Linked DNA regions of Homo sapiens: all the other regions are linked to region 3. Evidence: chromatin contacts called from ENCODE Hi-C or POLR2A ChIA-PET data. All regions are on one chromosome and are shown on one strand. The core of a region is the stretch at or near the end of the contact, and the rest is flanking DNA. Distances in the headings are between cores, read along the strand shown.

What was found. Hi-C counts contacts between places; a loop is a spot of excess contacts on that map. ChIA-PET counts read pairs that join two places held with the same protein, here RNA polymerase II (POLR2A). Pooled maps may share reads with other maps.
Region 1: a map of naive thymus-derived CD4-positive, alpha-beta T cell shows a loop between it and region 3 (4-fold over the local background). The contact joins two enhancer-like sites. A Hi-C loop is called at or near these places in 24 of 168 maps with a recorded cell type or tissue (B cell, CD14-positive monocyte, CD8-positive, alpha-beta T cell and 19 more), 37 of 37 single-sample maps with no recorded cell type and 25 of 50 pooled maps. POLR2A ChIA-PET finds 5 or more read pairs at or near these places in 31 of 52 experiments (AG04449, AG04450, B cell and 23 more).
Region 2: a map of CD4-positive, alpha-beta memory T cell shows a loop between it and region 3 (2.6-fold over the local background). The contact joins two enhancer-like sites. A Hi-C loop is called at or near these places in 1 of 168 maps with a recorded cell type or tissue (CD4-positive, alpha-beta memory T cell) and 7 of 50 pooled maps. POLR2A ChIA-PET finds 5 or more read pairs at or near these places in 5 of 52 experiments (GM10248, GM12878, activated B cell and 2 more).

What each region holds. Positions count from the first base shown.
Region 1 is chr18:58,686,809-58,689,508 of GRCh38, forward strand. The region is part of intron 2 of MALT1 (MALT1 paracaspase); the gene reads left to right. The region is part of intron 2 of LOC105372146 (a long non-coding RNA gene); the gene reads right to left. Among named protein-coding and RNA genes, the nearest start is that of MALT1-AS1, 16 kb to the left of the region's middle. Within about 2 kb of position 1,288, at least 5 of the 41 ENCODE cell types and tissues checked have a DNase peak (open chromatin) inside an H3K27ac peak, as active enhancers do; they include GM12878, where a contact is called at or near this core.
Region 2 is chr18:58,714,772-58,717,471 of GRCh38, forward strand. MALT1 (MALT1 paracaspase) reads left to right here. Exons shown (of 17, transcript NM_006785.4): 9 at 1,164-1,196. The region is part of intron 1 of LOC105372146 (a long non-coding RNA gene); the gene reads right to left. Among named protein-coding and RNA genes, the nearest start is that of MALT1-AS1, 44 kb to the left of the region's middle. Within about 2 kb of position 1,445, at least 5 of the 41 ENCODE cell types and tissues checked have a DNase peak (open chromatin) inside an H3K27ac peak, as active enhancers do; they include GM12878, where a contact is called at or near this core.
Region 3 is chr18:58,540,041-58,542,740 of GRCh38, forward strand. All of the region lies in intron 4 of ALPK2 (alpha kinase 2), which reads right to left. Among named protein-coding and RNA genes, the nearest start is that of ALPK2-AS1, 16 kb to the right of the region's middle. RefSeq lists an enhancer at 1,119-1,198. Within about 2 kb of position 1,296, at least 6 of the 41 ENCODE cell types and tissues checked have a DNase peak (open chromatin) inside an H3K27ac peak, as active enhancers do; they include GM12878, where a contact is called at or near this core.

The DNA.
Region 1 (2,700 bases), core at 38-2,537, 150 kb after region 3:
TACTTCACATTTTATCTTCACAATTCTGTGAAGCGACAGAACAGTGCTATTGTGAACATTTAAATTTTAACCAACAAACATTTACATGGAAAATGAGATTTCCAAAAGTGATCATTTGGCCAAAGTCACAATTATTGACAAAGGTAGGATTAAAAACCAGGTCTGCTGACCCTGACCTGAACTCAATACCATTTCCATAATGCTAGGAAATTTCTGAATTAAGAAACTTAGTTCTGTATTATTACCTCAGTTGCCTCTTTGACCCATGGACTTCAATTTTTTTCTTCTTGCCAACTTAAAAAGTGCTCAAAGACTGGATCTTATTTGTAAGGGACTTTTCTTATTTCATGAATATGAGGAAATTGGCAATTATTCCTAAAAGAAAAATATCAAGAAGTGAAAAGAGAAAAAGATGGTATGGATGTGCATGAGGATAAGGAATAAGTAGAGGGAGAGAAAGGGCTGGTGAGCAAGGCCTGAAGGAATGTCTTTCTGGATGTGGAGTGTGGAGGGGAGTCTCAGGCAATGTAACAGAATAAGGGATGTGATGTGGGAAACTAGATTTAGCTATAATCTATACAGATTTCAATTGACATGTAAGAGAAACATATGTGGACATACTTTGTGTAATGCCGTAGGAGGGACACACATGGACCTACTTTGGTTATATACTGGGGGAAATTGTTAGAGGAAGAGGAATGATATTTATTTGGGCACACTGTAGGGCATGTGGGTACTCTTCTGTGATAGCATAGAAGATTGCAGAGTAACTTTGAGGACAAGTTTTAGATGGAAGTTGATAAAAATCTTTTTTTGTTTCATGGCCTCTGAAAGTAGATGGACTTCAGTGTATGGAATAGATCTGTTTTTGGAAAAAGTATTTATTGATAAACTACATCAACATTTAAATGCGTCGTGAGAGAGAATAACTTCAAGGGAAGCTATGTGTCCTTTTGTCAAAAATTATCCTAATTTATCTTTCTTATAATTTCAGCAGGGTTTTAAATTTTTGTTTTATTGCTTAATAGCATGTACTTGTTTATCGGCATATGTGTGTGTAGTTGAAAGCACGATCCTTGGTTCCATCGTACCTAGTCACATTCTCCCAGGCTTACAGGAAATCAAGTAACTTCTCTGACTTCTTTGTAGATGTTATCTGAAAAATATGCTTGTTTACCAGGAAGCTGTGTGTTCACCGTTTAAAATAGAACTTTCATTTGTATGCCTTCGTACAGCCTACGTAGCACTATACCATATTCTTTTTTTACCTTTGTTCAGCACCTTCTCACTAGTGGGTGCTGCATTGGGGTGGCTAAGGGTTGACCATGGGTCCCTGTCGCACAAGGCTTTGTGGGAGGAAGGAAATTTGTGTGGTTAAAACATGGGAGGTATTGCAACTCATTTTCTTGACTATTCACCAGGGGTGGTTTCCAAATCACATTTTGCCTTTCAATTCTCAGTCTTTGAAGCAATAAATTGTATATATATGTTACACACACACACACACACACACACACACGCTTATTAATAAAGTTGTTGGTGCAGGACAGGCTTATAAACTGTTAATTTAGATGTACATTAAAAGCTACTTTGTCTTGGCCAGGCACAGTGGCTCACACGTGTAATCCCAACACTTTGGGAGGCTAATGTAGGAGGATCTCTTGAGGCCAGCAGTTCCAGGCAACATATGAGGCCAACCTGGGCAACATAATGAGGCCCTGTTTCTACAAAAAAAAAAAAAAAAAAAAAAAAAAATACTAATTTTAAAAATCACTTAGTCTTGTGTCCCATACAAAGGAAGGATAACTTTTAGAACCTGGCCATATGATCCCTTTCCAGTAGTCACCTGCTTCTTTGTAAGATACTCTAGAGGAAAAACCCTTTCCATCCTTCTTGTCTCTTATCTCCTTGTATAATGGCAGAGAATATTTGCCATGGTATATTCATGAGCCGTGTCCTGGTGTGGGATTGCTCTTTGTGTGATACACTTTCTCAGTAAGGTAGGCTCACTGTGGCAGAAAGCGGGATTACCGTGGGAGATATATTGAGAATCACCAAGAGGCCGGTCATGGTGGCTCACTCCTATAATCCCAGTGCTTTGGGAAGCTGAGGTGAGGTGGATTGCTTGAGCCCAGGAGCTCAAGACCAGCCTGGGCAACATGGCAAAACCCTGCCTCTACAAAAAATGCAAAAATTAGCCGGGTATGGTGATGCACACCCGTAGACCCAGCTATTGGGGGTGCTGAGGTGGGAGGATGGCTTCAGCCCAGGAGGTTGACACTGCAGTGAGCCCTGATCATGCCACTGCACTCCAGCCTGGGTGACAGAGTGAGACCCTGTCTCAAAAAAACAAAAAGACAGAATCACTGAGAAAGCAAAACATAAGGTTTAAAACCTTTAAAAGGCAAGAAAACCTAGGTTTGCATCCTGGTTCTGCCATTTTACAATGTAAAAAAAAAAAAAAAGTCTCAGAGAGTTTAATTTACCCCAGGTAATTTGGGTGACCTTCTGCAAATTACGTACCTTTTTTTCATTGTAACATAGATGTAATTAGTATCTACCTTGTGTGGTTATTTCAAAGGTTAGTGATAAAAATGCCTGGTGCATGTAAAGCAGTCAGTAACTTGCTGCTGTAGTAATTTCTGTTATTATTATATATATTCAACAAACACGTGTTGAACACCCACTAACACCCACTGC
Region 2 (2,700 bases), core at 195-2,694, 170 kb after region 3:
CTTTCTGAAAGACAATGATGGAACCTGTGGATAGATCTGAAAATAAAACCTTTCAGGAATAGTTTAAGAAGGTGGTTATGTCATTTAATATTTGTAGAAAACCCTATTACTTCTCCACTTATTTCTCATTATTTTAGCATCATTACTAGTTTGCTTAGTGTCATACTCATATTGCATTAGCAAACATCTATTATTGTGAATGCCATTGGGCTGTGCTGACTGTATATAAGCAAACTAGACACAGCAGAAAGTCCCCATTACCTGTGCGTCATTCTCCTTGCTGTAGTGTCCTCAAATTCACATAAAGCCTCAATGAGACCTGCCTCAAGTAGGTCTTGAACTGTCAAAAACCATCCTAGTAATTGTTTCTCTTACTGGGGGAGAATAGGGGGTCTGGATAGAATCCCCTTTCCTAAATTAGTCTGTTAATTCTTGCTTTTCTTTAATGAACATTATGAAAAGTTATTTCAGAAAAACTTTTGTAAATAGCCACCACTAAGATTCTAAAATTTTCCTGGCCCTTTGAGTTTTTCCTCATTTCCCACAATTCAGGGAGTACCAAAAATTTAGGTTTAAAAGAAGAATGTTGTATAGGGAAAGCTTTTAATAGGCTTCAGTGGCATGTATTTGACCAGTAGTACAAAGTTATCTCCCGACAGTAGTGGACACACAACTGATGAACTACATCTTTCCCTACATGGTGCTTCAGGTGCGGGGCGGGATTTTATTTTATGTATACTAGAGGGTGAAAGCATAGAATCCAGAAGGAGACTCCCTAAGTTAGTATCCAGATTTGCTACTTACTAGCTTCATAACTTTGGGCAAGTGACTTTAATCTCTCTCTGCCTTAATTTCCTTATCTATATAATGGGGTTAATAATAGTAGGCACCTCATAGGGTAGAGTGAGGTTTCATTAGATCTGTTATATATAAAGCATATAGAACGGTGCCAGCTGAGGCATCAGGAAATGGTAACTACTGCTACTTCCTATTGTGAACACCACCATCGTTTTTTTCCATTCAAGAGTGTTTTTATTAAAAATCTGAAGAGTAGAAACTATATTCTGTAAGTGATGCTGCTGATGTTATATACTTTTCATGTATCTTTAACTCTGGAAATATACCATGGATCTTACATGTTTTGCTTTTTTATCTTTGTATAGATAATAAAGAGCAAACAACTGACCAGCCTTTGGGTGAGTAGAACTTTAAAATGCATTATCAAAGTATAATTATTGTGTATAACTCCAGAAGGAATTTAAGACATTTTAATTTGGTTTTTTAAAGAAATGTGAATAACATTGGGACCAAATGTTTTATTTTTTTGTATCTGTAAAAGAAGGTTTAGAAGAGGAGGCTTAAAAATGATTACAAATTCAGTTTCTAGGGTCAAGTCAACTTCTGTGGAGTGATTTGTGTGTTTCTCACGATATGCAAACAGACATGCGTACAAAAAGAAACATGTACATGCTGCATAGTTAGCATAGAGGAGGAAGTGGTTAGTGCTGTCTCTTGGTGAGGGATAGAAATCACAAAGGCTGCAGTAGCTTTAGCGTTTGCTCCCCTGTCTTCTCCAATGGAAAGAGAAAAGAATTTAGGATAAAATGTAAACGAACAGTTGCATTTGAAGAATGCCTGGGACAAGAAAATGTAAGGGAGAAAACTTTAGCAGATAAAAGTTTAGCAGATTAACATTTAAAGATGGTAAAAATAGCTAACAGCTTGATGCTGGCAGAAGCCAGATAAAATATGTCTAAAATTTGTCCATTGGATTCAGCTACTGAAGATGTGATTGGTGGCTTTGAGTGGAATGTTGAAAGTGCCTAATATGTGTCAGTTACTGAGTTATGCTGGGAATTTAAACATGGATACAATGTATAAAATAGTGGAAAAAGAAAGATTCAGAAGTGAACAAATGAAGACAGTACATATTAATTTGTTGGAAAGAAAGAGTGGTTTGAAATTAACTAGATAGGGCATATATTCAAAGTGTTTTGGTAGGAGGGGAAAATGTGAGGATATTTACATTTGGAAAGGAAGTATCTGTTGAGACTGTGTAGATTAGAGTGATCCATCAAAGAGAGGACAATTTATAGAGCAAGTTCCTAGAAGAGATGATAGGGATTTGGGCCAAGGTGAAAACAAGAGAAATTGGCTTTAATCAGAATGTTGAAACCTCTTTTGAGATTAAAAAGAAGGAGAGATTGGTGAACAGATAGATTTATTGGGAAGCTGAGGACATTTTTAGTTTATGTTTTTTGTTTCTAAGTAATTAGGCGTAGTAATATGCTTAAAAGATTGAGGAAAAGGCTGGGCATGGTGGCTCACACCTGTAGTCCCAGCACTTTGTGAGGCCGAGGCAGGCAGGATCACCTGGGGTCAGAAGATTGAGATCAGCCTAACCAACATGGAGAAACCCCGTCTCTACTAAAAATACAAAAATTAGCTGGGCATTGTGGTGCATGCCTGTAATCCCAGCTACGTAGGAGGCTGAGGCAGAAGAATCTCTTGAACCCGAGAGGTGGAGGTTGTGGTGAGCTGAGATCGTGCCATTGCACTTCAGCTGGGCAACGAGAGTGAAACTCTGTCTCAAAAAAAAAAAAAAAGATTGAGGGAAAAAGAGTAAAGTAAGGCTGAATATAGATCTTATTCTATGGCAGAGGCTTAGAGGCTAAAGAAAATGGAAGCAAGGTCTTACAA
Region 3 (2,700 bases), core at 46-2,545:
GAATGCCTCCAAAGTACTAGGGAGTGTTTTAGATAATGGGGATACAAGACAGGCAAATGCTCATCTACAAGGAGCTCCCATTCTGTGTTCTAGTGAAGGCCTGTTATAGCGATTAGCATGCGGTAGATGCTTACTAAGTGTTTGTTGAGAGAATGAATAAATGAATGAACCATGTACCAGTTGAGACAGCTGTAGCCAACTTCACCCATTAAAGCTCTACACTTGAAAGGGTTTGAACTTTCATCTGCTCCTGACTTTGCAACAACCCCATTTTAAAAGAGACTTTGAACCCTAAGCACTACTGGTTATCCTGGTGTTCCCGGAAAGAAAAGTATATTTATTCCCTTTCTATATCCCTTTTTCTTCTTTATTAAAAAGAAGAAATATCATTTCTGGGAAATAAGGGATAAGGTATTTTTTTAAAAGAGTTTGATGTGCATATGCTTTCCTCTCTATACCTCAATATCTGTAACACATGTAAAGAGTACTTTTCTGGTTTGGTATTTTGGTTCAGCCTTTTAAGAATATGCTATAGCACAAATAGACTGAGTCATTAAGCACAGAAAACATGGGGAACTTCCTGGTCATTATGTGAAATGTATAGAGAGACTGCCCCATCAAAAGCACCACCACCCCTCTCTCCGGCCTTTCTATCCTGCCTGCATTTCCACTACCTATGTCAGTCCCTTATTTTAAGGTCCTGGTATTATCACAGTATCATCAGTGTCAACAGACATTTATGGAGTAGCTGTCATGTGCAGAATTCTCTGTCAGGCACTGGGCAATTTTTTCCAAAGGGCTTCAGTTAAAAAGTTACTATGATATTTACTGGGATGGTACCTTTATTCTTCCGTGATTGATTACTATTACATCAGCAAAGTAATAAGCGGGTACCTAGAAGAGACTGACCTCTGAAGAGAATTAAACACAGGACAAGTTTTCATTAGGATGAGCTTGGTCACTGGAATAGATCATCATAGTATCATGCCGTGATTTACAAAATAATCATATTCCATTGAGATTTATTTGCACCTTTCCTCTTGTATTAGTCAGTTCTTGCACTGCTATAAATACCTGAGACTGGGTAATTTATAAATGAAAGAGGTGTAATTGGCTCACGGTTCCACCGGCTATACAGGAAGTATGGTGGCAACTGCTTCTGGAGAGGCCTCAGGGAACTTTACTCATGGCAGATGGCAAAGCTGAAGCCCACATCTTGCCCGACAGGAGCAGGACCAAGAGCGAGCAAGGGGGAGGTGCCGCACACTTTTAAACAACCAGATCTCACAAGAACTCACTCATTGTCACGAGACCAGTACCAGGAGATGGCGCTAAGCCATTCATGAGGAACCACCCGCATCATCCAATCACCTCCCACTGGGCCCCACCTCCAACATTGGGGATTACATCTCAGTGCAAGATTTGGTAGAGACACAGATCCAAACCATATCGCCCCTCTTACTTTTAAATTAAAATTCTACTTCAAAATACCCTAGTGAATCTCCACATGTAAAAAAATTGGTTGAATCCTTGACCGTGTAAATTCATACATTTGACACACATTTAGTGACCATCTACTTTATACCAGGCACTGTTCTAGGCAGCTGGGAAACATCAATGAACATAACAGAGATTGCTGGCCTGTGGAAGTTACGTTGAAGCAACAAACCGTACAACTGGCCCGCTGCTGATAAGCAATTCCATAAATTTGATTTTAACCAATGGGGTTTTTTTTGAAGTGAAGCCTTTAACAGCCCAGTTCATATTTGTACTTGCTTACGGCATCAGTTTCAAGAGCAGGCTCCTCGGTTCTCATCCAGAGGCCAGCTCACAGAGAAAGGGAAACCACAGACTCACACCTTCCCAATGAGTCAGACCTTTCTTTTAGGAGGAGATTTCTTAGTTAAGTCATTACAAAAGAATGCTAGCAAATGATTCTTCTGCTGTGCACCTATTCTCAGCATAGAATGAGTGCTGAAACTTCGAGTGAGTGCTGACACAATTTCCTTATGTAGGGAAATTGTACTCATTCAAGTGAAAAAAGGAGTGTTTGGGGCTCTAGGAGTAAGCCCAACATAGTGTGTGGTGCGTGGACTTGGAGGACTAGCAACCAGCGTTTGTAGCCCAGCTTAATTGGATATAGCATGCATGACCACGGGTAACCTCTTTAGCTTCTCTGACCCTCTGTCTCCTCCTCTAAGACTAACCACATGCATGTCTGCACCATCTTGTCAAGTGCCTGACATATTGCCTGGTGCCCAGAAGGCACTCACTCACTGATACTAATTTTCCTTCTTCTCTGTGAAAAAACAGCAGTAGCTCAGGAAAAGAGGAAGTTGGGGAGCTCTGACAGGCAGAGCCTTGAGCTATGAGCTTTATGAGGGTTTTCTCATCTGATCCGTAAAATAAATCTGAGAAAAAGATGTTATCATCTCTTCTTTACTGATGAGATGAATAGCCTAGGTCCAATCATAGAAACCACACAGTAGGTTATATAAGAGAAGTTCAATATAAAGAACTATTGACTGTGATAGAAGAGTGCTATAAGGTATAAGGAAACTGTCTATAGTACTCTAGGTAAGGGAAAGTACCAAGGAAGGACAAAGTTGGAAGAGGTTTAGACCTACTTGGAGAAGGTGTGGTTAGGCCACCAGATAGCACAGAAGTTCACTGGTGCATCCAGACCAGAGCTGGCCTGGA